Regions from separate parts of the Mus musculus genome. Here region 2 is linked to region 1. Evidence: chromatin contacts called from ENCODE Hi-C data. All regions are on one chromosome and are shown on one strand. The core of a region is the stretch at or near the end of the contact, and the rest is flanking DNA. Distances in the headings are between cores, read along the strand shown.

Region 1 (6,125 bases), core at 685-3,184:
GGTAGGTCGAAGCATGAACTCATACACTGTGGTTCTAGGTTTGACACTTTCTGCTCAGCAGCCATCTGCAGGACCAAGAATAGAAGCACAGCAGGTAGGCCCTTGAGCTGGCTCAGCAGGTGGAAGCTGCTGCCAGGCCGAATGACATGAATCCAATCACCTGGACCCGTGGAGAGACAATGAGGAGTCACTCCCACAAGTTGTCCTCTGAATGTCCTTCACATGCATGCTGTGGAACACACGCACACACACACCTTTACATACACACACATGTGTGTGTGTACACATATAAATAAATAAATAAATGTAATTAAAAAAAAAAGAAATATGGCAGGTGGAGCTTCCACAGCCTAAGGATGCTAAATGTTTATTTGCATAAGTCATTAACATACGGAGATTCTTTAGAAATAGAAAATAAACTATTTCTTGCCAATAAAACCAAGCGCTCAGTTCGTAGGATGATTAAATGACAACCCAGGATCAAATCTCTCCTCTGAGACGTTATGGGAGAAGAAACCGCTAGAGAGTAAGTACACCAAGTCAAACTCCCTCCATGGTGGCTCCAAACACTGTTGCTCCTGCAGCAGAACCACTGATTTCAGAGACTAGGTGAAGCTCATAGTTCCCAGAAGCACTGAGTGGTTTGAATACATGCACTTACATCATGGAAATCTCCATAGTCTGTATAAAGATCTGCCATGGAGCAAGCTAAAACACACTGCTACTGACATCCAACCACCATCCATGGCAGCATCTTACCCCAAAGATGCACGGATACCCAGCCCATGCCCGCGGCAGTGGACAGCTCCTTGAACCAGATGTCATGTGGACACAGTTCTGGGCTTCAATGCAGATGATAATTGACTCATAGAATACTCAGTGCAAAGGAGAGATCCACAAAGGTTTGGGCCTCTTGTGGTTGGAAGAGTAAATAATAAGAGCCTGATTGTCACATGTGGACAGAAGAAAGGAAAGAGGCTGTAAGCTGTAAGTGGGTCCTGTCTGTGCTCTACACACACACACACACACACACACACACACACACACACCCCTAGTAAAATCCCATTTTGGCTAAGGCAAGAAGACCTTCTTGTCACGGATGGTTAGTCCAGGCTTTAAATACTTATCATGTGTCTATGAGGAAAAGTAGAGGCTGGGGATTCGATGAGGTCTGGATGCTTTCTCAGCACTTCCCTGTGGTAGCTCCACAGGGCCTTGTCTGCTCTTGAGCCGTATTTGGCAAGGGTGTGTGATGGGTACATGCATATGCTCTGGAGAACAAGGTTGGGCTGGCCTCTGAGTGACAACCCTTCCAATGCTGTCCCTGAATGACACTGGCAATGCATTTGGGCCCACGTGGTCATCTGTGTCTGAAAGGCTTCATAAGCAGCTGGGGATTGGACTGCGGGTGCCAACAGAATGCAATTGTGGGGATTGGACTCTGTCCTCATTTCTCTGCCTTACCTGAATTCTGTGGTTTGGTGTCAGCCTACAGGTTTGCTGTCTGCCTTGTGTGGAGAAGGCATTTTCTTTCCATTTTTGACTAGTTTCTTTTCAAGGCCTCTTGTGAAGGGAGCTTTGACACCAGGCCTAACTCTGCCACCTTCCTGGAAATTCCTTCAAGGGATTTGCTGCCCCTCACTGTGTGCCCTCTCACAGGGCTTTACTGTGTGCTTGCTTGGTGGCAGAGGGGAACTGTGTTTTCTCTGAGCTCCCACAGCCCCTCTGTGATGGACAGAGAAAGGGAACACTAGTGACCTGTTTAGAGCCACAGAGACCTGATGCAGGTACTGCTCCCTAATCCTTTCCTCATATGGGCAGGAGGGCTTCAGGAGCAAAGAGGCCCTGGTTCCAGCTGGCTGGGCAGTCCTGGGTCCTGGATGCCTGCCAACCAGAGGCCAATCTGGGGCTCTCCCGGTGGCTCTCCTTGGCCTGCGAGCAGGAAGCTCCGAGTTCTGGACCCCGGCCCAGAGTGAGAGGAAAGGGGGCTTCTCTATGCCTCTGATTGTCCTCATGACTACCCGGGAACAATGGGGACTCACACTGCCTCCTGCCACCAGCCTCCACCCAGCTGTTCTGGCCATGCAGCCCCATCTCCCCAGCCTGTCTGTGGGAACACTGGGCATTTGTCAGCTCCAGAGTCACGCTGTATGCCCAGTGCTCTCTGGGCCTCTGGCTCCAGGCTGTGTCGGGTGGGCCAATAGAGCCACAGGCTCTCTTTCAAGTCCCCAAAGCCATCACCCAGAGAAGCCAGATGCTGATCCTGATATGAAACTTCTGTATTGCCTACCACCCTCAGGGAAGGGAGCCCAGCCTTCTCCAATCTGACTCAGTCATTTAAAACAAGAGAGAACAGTGCACGCACACACCATCTCTATGCTGTGGAGGAAATGGTTCCAGGCTGAAGGACAAAAGCAAGTCAGTCTAGCAGACCTCAACACGCTTCGGTGTCATCGTCTATCCGATGAAAAAGCATTTAATTCTAAGAGTGATGCCTGTCTAGGGGCTCACCACACTGCTGCACCACTTCCTAACTCCTGGCCCAGCTCTGCCTGCGGAAGATACAGAGACCACGCACACAGGGATGGGATGTAGTAAGAGCTTAGCGAGGCTTAGACCACACCATCAGTGTACACTTGGGTCACTGAGGTTGAATGCCGGATGTAGAGAATCCTCCCACATTATGCATTCAACAGACCCACTAAGACGCTAGGAGGGGTGTAGAGGTTCACACCACATCACACATTCAACAAACCCCACTCTTTCAGCCAGGGGCTTGGGGCGGTTCCTATATGCTGGTCACCATGCACAACCTGCCAAATGCTGGTGCTCTGGAACATTCTGTCTGACACAGCCAGAGCTCTATGATGGCAGAGGATTTAGCAGAGACTGCTACGGCGTGAATACGGAGCTCATTCTCCCCCTACCCCTGCAAAGCCTCAGTGTGCTGAAGGCTCGGTCCCCACCTGGTGCTGATGCTGAGAGGTGACTGAGTCACGAGGATGCTTATGTCATCCGTGGATTGGCCCACTGTTGAGTGGGTTATGAGAGGACTATGAGGATACAGGGCTTGTTGGAGGAAGTGGGTCACTGATGGCAGGGTACATTTGAATGGCCTATTATTCTCAGCCCCTTTCCCTCTCGCTTTGCCTCCCATCTGCTATGAAGTCAGCATCCCTCTTTGGTTATCCCCTTCCTCCATCATGCTTCTGCCTTTCCACGGACCTAGAAATTACAGAGCCACGCACTATGGACTGAAGTCTTGAGTCCTAATAAGCTATTTTTAAAGGCATTTTGACATAGAGATAGAAAACCAACACAGTGGCTTTCATATCATTGACATCCATGTTGGCCATCCTCCCTTCCTGCCTTGCTCAGTAATGAGTACCAAGGGGCTACTTCTGGTGCTCTAAAGTTCAAGTAGGTGGAATGTGACCCCAGAGACCATGGCATCTCCCAAGCATCCCCACTCAGACTTGAAGTAGAAGAGGATATGCTTTTCTCTCTGTGGTGCAGGTCTCATGTATGCTATGAGAGTTCTGTATCCACCAGTCACCCCTGTGAGCCTGCCCAGTCTCGAATCTACAGCTCCCTGGAAAGATAGTGAGTCCATGGCAGTGTAGCTGGGACCCTTAGTCCACCAGCTCCTCCTTGCCCCTACCAATCCCACTGAGGCAGGTCAGCCACAGCTGGGATCATTGACTTCTAAGAGATATTTACTGAGCAGGACCAGGAGCCAGGAACAATTTGCCCCAATGAAGCTTATGTTCTAGTGAAACGTATGTATCAAGAGGTTAAAACAAAACGCTGCAGGCAACAAGATGCAACACTATACTTCACATGGTGGTCAGTTTCTTGGGAGCCAAAGAGAGAGGGAACAAGCCGGGCAAGGAAACAGGCCAGGGAACAGCATGTGTGTACGGACTGAGGCAGGCTTGTGCTTGCCATGTTCACGGAACACGCCCTGCACTTGCCCTGCCTACACCAGCTGAGCTCGTCTCCATCTCTCTCTACCCTATGCATCTTCCTCGCCACGTCAGACTCTGACCCCAGATGGTCCCACCCATGTGGATCTTTCTGTTCAGCACCTGGATCCCTTTGCTTGGCTGCCTTCACGAATCCTGTTCCCTGTGCTTTCCTGAGATAATGGCAGCAGCTGCATGCTGGTGGCTGGAGTGCTGGCTTTGAAGTCTCACTACTTGGAGAAGTCTGGCCAAACTGCTATACATGTCTCAGTTTCTTCAACTGGAGATGGGGGACACAGCAATGCCTGCCATGGGGTGTGTGTGTGTGTGTGCTGCTGCCATCAAATGAGTTTCATCTGCCAAGTGGAGTGGAGTATTTCAGCATTGATCAGAGGAAAATACTTTTGATAGAATAGAAGAAAGACAGCAAGAGGCAAACACGTGCTGTCCGGGAAGAAAGTAACAAGCACCTTTGGGCTCATCTGGGTGCCCTGGAGACAGTGACTCGGTCTCCTTTTTCACAGAGATTACAGCCCATTCCTCACTTATCTTGGCAAATATTAAAGGAAACGGCGTCAGAGACCCAGAGTCATTTCGGACAAGCTACTCCCCACGTGGGCAGGAGCACCTCACCCTGGAGACGTAGAGAAGGTTTTAGATCACTGATCAAGTTCCTGAGGACCAGACAGAGACAGGCAGGTCAGAAGCAGAGGTTCATGATCCCAAAGGGACCCCCTGAGCGGACAAGGAGCTGGAGCTGTGCAAAGCCCTGGAGATAGGGAGAGACAGCGGCTGGGGCCTTGGTATGCATGGCCTATAGGTAGATCCTGGGACAGATCCATTTGCGAGGGAATGCAAAAGGCCAGGTAGGTGCTAAGAACCAGTGCCAGGGGACTGGGAGTCCCTAGACATGCCAGGAGGAAAGTTGGGGACCCATGACAGAACATGGAAACATAAGAGCTGAGCCAGGAGAAGACTGAGCCAGGAGTAGCTGGCAAGGCCCAGGCTGAATTGGAAATGCCATCTTCCTCTGGGGACATCTATGTCTGCCTTGATGTGACTTTGCCAAGAACTACGGTCTAGCCTACAAATTGGAACCAGCCCCTCATATCGCTGAAGCAGGGTCCTGTGGAGGCTCTGGGGGGGTGTTCTAAACCCACACAGTACTCGGGGTGCAGAGAGAAGTGAGGAGGGGCAGGAGGTGCACCTGACCCAGAGGCTGGCCTGATTCTCCCTGGGGCCCCATCTATAACCAGGTTAGACCATGGGCATGCAGTTAGGACTTGAGTAGGGAGGACCAGTGAGAGGCCAGGCAAAGATGGCAGATGGAGGATGACTTCTAAGACAAAAATGTGAATGTTCCTCCTGGAGGCCAGCAGGATAAACACGGGGAAAAAAGGATCCTGGCTGTCTACAGCCACACATGTGGGAATGGAGAGCAGGGATAGCAAAACTGGACAGTTTTAGTGGCCAGTTCCTACTTTCCTGTGCCCCATGCCCTGCTTCTCCCATGATGACTGTCTGTAAGGCCTTCGAAACAGAAAGGCTATGAATTAGGTGGGGCATTTCCTTCCATACATAGAGACCCAGGGAGAAAGAGGGAGTGTCCTGTGCATTCAGTGTATCAGGCTCTTCGTTGAGGGTCTCTTTCCAGTCATGTCAAATCAGAGCTTGGAATGGACTATGCTGTGCTAGATACTGGGCAGGAAAATGCTGGCAGGTGATTCCACCTATGCAAGGCACCTGGGAAGCTGAGTTCACAGGCATGAGCACACAGAACAGCGCTTGCGAGGGTTAGAGTTTCAGAGCCTGGAAAGATAAAAAGTTCTGAAGATGGTGGTGATGGCTGCATGACTGAGAGAGAGATAGAGAGATAGAGAGAGAGAGACAGAGAGAGAGAGACAGAGAGAGAGACAGAGAGAGACAGAGACAGAGAGAGACAGAGAGAGAGAGACAGAGACAGACAGAGAGACAGACAGAGAGACAGACAGAGACAGAGAGAGACACAGAGAGAGAGAGAGAGAGAGAGAGCGCACCAATGTGAATGTGTGTACATGAGTGTGGTTGTTTCTGCATACATGTATGTGTGAACGTATGTGTGCAAATGTGAATGCCTGTGTGTGTGAATGTATATGTGTAAGTGTGTATGTAAGTGACTGT
Region 2 (5,790 bases), core at 121-2,620, 190 kb before region 1:
CCTTTCCCTCCCCTCCTCTGCCCTCTATGATGTAGCAGGACCATCTATGGGCTCAGTCTCTGAAAGCATCTGGAATCAGACCACTTCTCACCTGAACTGTGCTCATGTGTCTGGCCTAGATCACATCCCTACACCCCTGCTGGAGTTCTCCGCACACAGGCAGAGGACATATGTATCACTCCCATTATACTCAAGGATAGAGGATAGAGGTCAGCCAAGGCCCCCTGTCTTTCATGGTCCTTCATGGTCCCATGTCTGGGCTTATGTTACAGGGCCCTCGCCAGGACACCATCTATAGTAGCCTGGCATGCATTTTGACAACATGGGGGCCTCACATTATAATTTGTGAAGACAGTGCTTTGAGTGGATTGTTGTAAACATTGGTTTATTCAGTGTTAAAAGAAACATGATCTAACTCTTGTTAGATTGCTTCACAAACAGAAAATAAAAACCACAGCTTTCTCCTTTCTTCTCTGCCCCCCACCCCCCTGACCCACTCCCTTCTTCGTCTTGTCACACTAAGCCCTGACCCTGACTCCTGAGAATCTACAGCTAAGGTTTGTCATTCTATCTGCCGCAGCCCCTCTGGCCTCCCTCCTTACCCGTGTCCCCTGCCTTGTCTGCTATCAGTCTGCCTCTAGCTTGTTTCTGATGCTGGAGGACCATAGTCAGGTTGTAGTGATGTGTCAGGGCCGAGAAGGGATGGACCTACCCGATCTAGCTTTGCCTTTCTCAGTGACACTCGCAGTCCCACAGACCACATTGCAGGTTCCTATCAGAAGAGACTTCTAGTTAAGTGCCTGAAGATCTATCCAGGTCCCACTAAGACAACTCAAGGCACGTGTTTAGACTGTGCTTGGCACACACTGGGTGCGCCGAGTTCCCGTTGGGGCTGGCTTTCTGCTGGAACACTAGGTTATACTGAACTGCACAGTGACTGGCTCTGTGGCACTGGGGAGCATTTTATGAATTTAACATTTGCTGCTTCCCAGTTGTTCAGCAAACTAGAAGGGAGGACATAGAAGGGAAAGATGGTGGGAGGGAGAGAGAGGAAGGGGAACAGTAGTAGAAATGAGGGTGTCTGGAAAGGGGGAAGGTCAGGGGTAAGGGGGAGGGATGTGAAGTGGAGAGGGAGTTAGGGAAAGAGGAGGTTGGTACAGTACCTTCTTCGGCTTCCAGCTCCTCCAGCACCCCCGTCTCTTGGCACTTTTTGCTGTGGGCTTTCGACTTCATGTGCTTAGTCAGATTCCCTGGAAAGAAATGAGAACAGACTCATGGCCTGGTGGTAGGGGGAGGGCAATACACAGCTGCCAGGCCACAGCTCCTTACACAAGTGCCGAGGGCTGGGCAGGGGCCAAGGCCTCCTGTGCTCCAGCATGCAGCCAGACTATGCAACTGTAACTGCTACAGAAGGTCAAACACAGGAGCTGGGGCAGGGAGGGCATGCAGCTGGGGGGGAGGGGGCAGGGTACAGTGAGAACCAGAGATGCTGGTTAAAACACAGAGAAGTTGAAAGACCACTCAGGTGCATTTTTTTTCTTCTGCTTCTGTCTTATGTTTGGGCCCCGGGGCTGGTGGCACACTCAGATAAGATGATTTGCAATCTTAAATGCTGGAGTGACATGGGATTCTCATGACTAATACAGTAGCTGCGGGCTGAGAAGTTCTTCTGACCGAGTATACTACAATCAGGCCAATCCTTAGGGTCTAAGCAGAGAAAGCAGGGCATGGTTCCTTGCAGGAGCAGTGAGGTGAGCAGCAAGGGACATGAGCCCCACAGGCTCTGGGACGCAGGCTGGGACTGTCTTAGGGACAGCCCCCTCTCTGGGGCACAGTGCAGACAGAGGACTAGAGTGCTATGGGAATGGGTTGTCCAAGGCTCTGTGAAGCCCTGAGGTACTGCCCCAAGTTGTAGGCCTGGCCCCATAGGCTGGGGAACTGGAGCGATAGCTTCTGAGGCCAGGGTAACAACAACAGCAACAGTGATGTCAGGTTCTCCATGGTGCACACCTGTGACAGGCTGCAGGGTGAGGAGCTCTGTGGACAGCAGGTTCAGGGAGGAGAGGCTAAGCTCCCTGTCCTGTCCCCAGAGAACACAGACAGACGTCACAGGAAGTTCCTTTGGGTTGTGCTCTGAGGACTGTTGTATTTCCACATGGCTGATCCTATAACATGTCTGAAGCTCCCGGGGTCAGGTACGCTGTCCCATGAGCCTTAAATTGTTGAGTCTGAATGGATGGACGGAAGGAGGTAGAATGGAAAGATGGAGTCTCTGGGAACGAGTGCACAGGGGGACGAGGTATGGCGAATGGAGGAACATGGAGAGAAAGATAGAAGCATGAGGACAGATGGACACTGGAGGAGAAGCCGATGGCAGGCAGGCAGACAGAGGAGGCAAGGTCCACGGGGAAAAATAAACAGGGGAACTGGTGGAAGTTGGCCTGTAAGCAGATGGAAAGATGGGCGGCTACATGATCGGAGGATGGATGTCCACACGTGGGAATGTATGGGAGGCCAGTCCAGAGGGGAAAAGGAGAATGGGCAGACAGATAGAGCCGGGGGTGGGGACAAGAAAACCTGTGTGTGTGTGTGTGTGTGTGTGTGTGTGTGTGTGTGTGTGTGTGTGTGCGTGGGGGGGGGGCGCATGAACAGGGACACTGTTAGATGAGTAGACAGGAGACAGAGCTAATGGGAAGAGAGATGGACAGACAGATGAACATAGCCTAACCAAGGGTGATCTCCACTCAGAAACGTCAGGTTTTCGGCTGAGGCTGCTGGGGAAGCACAAGTGAGATTGGGTGAATACGATGGCCAAGACTAGAGAGGACTAACTCCTTCTCTTCCCACTCATCATCCAACTCTACCCTGCCCAGCTTGGGCCTCCTTCCTGCACCTGGATGGAGAGCTCCCGAGCCAGTCGCATGCCCTTCATGCTCATTGTCTGAGCGAGCAGCAGGTGAGACGAGAGAGCTGTAGGCCAGAGATCCCAACTGCCCTGAGGTTCCCGTTCTTGAGTCCCTTCTCTGACTACCCTCAGTCACACCGGTGACATTTGCCATATACGTTATACCTGTAGAGTTTAGATTTCTAGTCAACCAGGCTAGACACACCGCTAGAGCAGTGTTTGTAGTCTCTCAAGAAATGCACTCCAGGAGAAAAGTGGTGGGTGGGATTCCACAGACCATGTCTTTCAACCCACTAGGCTCAGTTCTTCTGTTTCTAATTTAACTCTGGGCGCAGGTGCTGATGACATCATTGGGCAAGATTCTTGGCTGTCCTGGGTGCTGGCAGGGCTCCTGCAAACCAGCACAGTGAAACAACTGGCCCAGAACCACAGCGTTGGCTAATGAAAAGCTCTGGCTAGACTCAGGTCTTGGGACCCTCGAACGTGGCTGGCCTTGCGGTGGTTTTGTAGCTAGATGGCCTGGTGGAGGAGGGTTATGGGGAGGTCTGGGCTCTGTACTGCTAGCTATGTTCCCTGAGTAAGTTTTTCAATGTTCCTTACTCTGTAGGGTCCCGGTTTTCTATTTCTTTAAATACCCACCTCATGGAAATACTGCGAAGGTCACAAGGCAAAGCACGTGGGAGTGAACTACAGCTGGCCCAGAGCAGACCCCACCCCCAGTGACAATCTCTTTTATTTAATATTGTGCCTGTGAATGGTAGGCCATCACTCTACCAGTGAGCTAGGTCTCTGGCTCTGACTCTGCCAGGCAGTGTACTGGACAGGGAAGGGGCTAGTGATCATAGGATGCTCTCACCCTTGAGTAGGAACCTCAGGGGCTCTCTGAAGAGGCAGGAGGGAGCCCAACCCCCAAAGGCTGTCCTGCTCCTGTCAACATCCTGTAGAAGCTACAGGGAGGAGGCTTGCCCAGCCAAGGATTTTCTTGCCCCCAGCCCTCAGGGACAAACCAGCCTGGCATCTGGAAGCGGAGGTTGAGTGGACGGCTGGAAGAGCAAGTGTCTGGAAGGGGAGCTGGCTCTAGCAAGAGCACCAGACATCACCTTGTCTCCTGGGCTGAACAAGGGCCTGCCCACAGCTACCACTTCTGTCTCCTAGGAGATCAGTGTAAGGGCTTGTCCATAGCTCAGCCACTCCTCTGGCCTCTAGAAAGAATCTAAAAAGAGGAAAGGGACTCTCCTAGGGCTAGCCTGCTACCTCCTCCTGCCTCACACATGAGACCCTCTTCAAAGAGTTCCCAGAGACCAAACTGCCACCTGAGTGTGTGACAGACACAAAGACAAGACACAAACAGGCAGACAGAGACAGACAAGAAGAGTCCTGGCACAGGCATTGCCAGATGGTGCAGACACCGGATTGAGGTCTGCCAGTACCCATACATCCTGGCTGGAATCACAACTCAAGGGCAAGACCCGGCTAGGAGGCAGACAGACAGGTCCTGAGAGGAGAGGAGGTGCTCACAACTGACGGATGACAGGGCTTCAGAGATGTGGCTCTAAGGAAAGCCGGGTACTCTGGCCTCCCGCCCCACTCTATGCCCAAGGGGAATCTCTGTTCTCCTCTGTTATCAACTCTGCCCACTCGGTGCTGGGCCGGAAGTACGAGAGTCCATGTTTCAGACTTACTTCCATGTGCTCAGAGGGCTCAGAGGCCCGGGGAGGAAGACCTTAGCTTGCTCCTGATCACTGGCCAAGAACAAAACCCAGCCTCCTGAAGGCACTCCCTGTACCTCTGGAAATGTGAAGGCCACAGTCCCCAGGATGTACTCTCAGGACTGTCTGGATCTCTGGGGTGGCTCAGAGACAGAGATCCAGGGAAAGTTCCCAGGGGATAAACTGCCACCTCAAACAGACCTTCCAGAATGAGTGAGGCCAAGGTGTAAGTGGGCGTTTCTCAGGGGACTGGGGCCAGGTGCATGTGCGCTGTGGTAGCCCAGAGTGGAGGCTTCCTCAGGGCTCTTCATGCTGAGGGCAGAACGATGCTATCGCTCAGTATACCTGGAAGAGCACTGTGGTCATCCAGAGGTTGCCTCAGCCAGTGGAGGGAGGAAGATGAGGGCATTGTGTCCTTGGGACAGAGGCTGATGGGCTTTGGGGATCTCTTCTGGCCCAATCGAGAAGTTCTCCACTTTCAGAGTTAAGGGCTTTCTTGTTTGCGTTATCAGTCAGCGATTCCCACCTCTCTTCCACAAAAAGCCCAGAAAAGGAGAGGCCGCAGATGGGGGCGTGGGACAGAGGACCCATGTGCACTAAGCTGGGCTGCTTTGGGTCAGGATCCCACCTAACTGCCTTCTCAGCACCCTTTGAGACCCTGCTTCTGAGATGCTAAGGAAGAGGACCAGGAAAAGGAAGTGGAAGGGTGGGTGTCTCCATCCAGTTCCAGATCATGGTGGGAAACTGTGCTCAGCTCGAAGATGATGGTGAGAAGACAGAGGAGAGCAGGGTCTGCTACCAAGAAGAAATGAGTAGTGGGGCATGCCGGAAGAGGCCACTGGGCCTGGGAAAGTGACAAGCCACTCCTGACCCAGTGGCAAGAGCAGAAGGCAACAGGAGCCTTGAGGGCTCGGCTCCCCCTGTCCTTAGCTGTTGCCCTGCCCACTGAGATTCAGAAGGAAGGACAAGAGGAAAGCCAACGTCTGCCTTGAGTTCTGTCTCTGCAGCCCCCGGTGACTCCTCCTCTAGTTAACTCAGAAGAGAAGCCAGGATCCTCACATCCAAACACAGGCAAAGTGTGAGAGGCAAAACCCACTGGGGTGCTCACCCCAGCTTCCTTGCAAGGTCCACCATCTTTCTCTGCAAGCAAGCTATAGGACCCCCCAACAAGGGAAG

The links. A loop is a pair of places that touch in the nucleus more often than their neighbours do.
Region 2: a loop to region 1 is called in a map of ES-E14, with 2.1 times the contacts of the local background. The contact joins two enhancer-like sites. A Hi-C loop is called at or near these places in 2 of 37 maps with a recorded cell type or tissue (ES-E14 and heart).

The regions. Positions count from the first base shown.
Region 1 is chr4:119,933,945-119,940,069 of GRCm38, reverse strand. The region is part of intron 1 of Hivep3 (human immunodeficiency virus type I enhancer binding protein 3); the gene reads right to left. Among named protein-coding and RNA genes, the nearest start is that of Gm38632, 96 kb to the left of the region's middle. Within about 2 kb of position 1,934, at least 1 of the 3 ENCODE cell types and tissues checked has a DNase peak (open chromatin) inside an H3K27ac peak, as active enhancers do; it is heart, where a contact is called at or near this core.
Region 2 is chr4:120,123,736-120,129,525 of GRCm38, reverse strand. It overlaps Hivep3 (human immunodeficiency virus type I enhancer binding protein 3), which reads right to left. Exons shown (of 9, transcript NM_010657.3): 7 at 1,164-1,250. Among named protein-coding and RNA genes, the nearest start is that of Edn2, 35 kb to the left of the region's middle. Within about 2 kb of position 1,370, at least 1 of the 3 ENCODE cell types and tissues checked has a DNase peak (open chromatin) inside an H3K27ac peak, as active enhancers do; it is heart, where a contact is called at or near this core.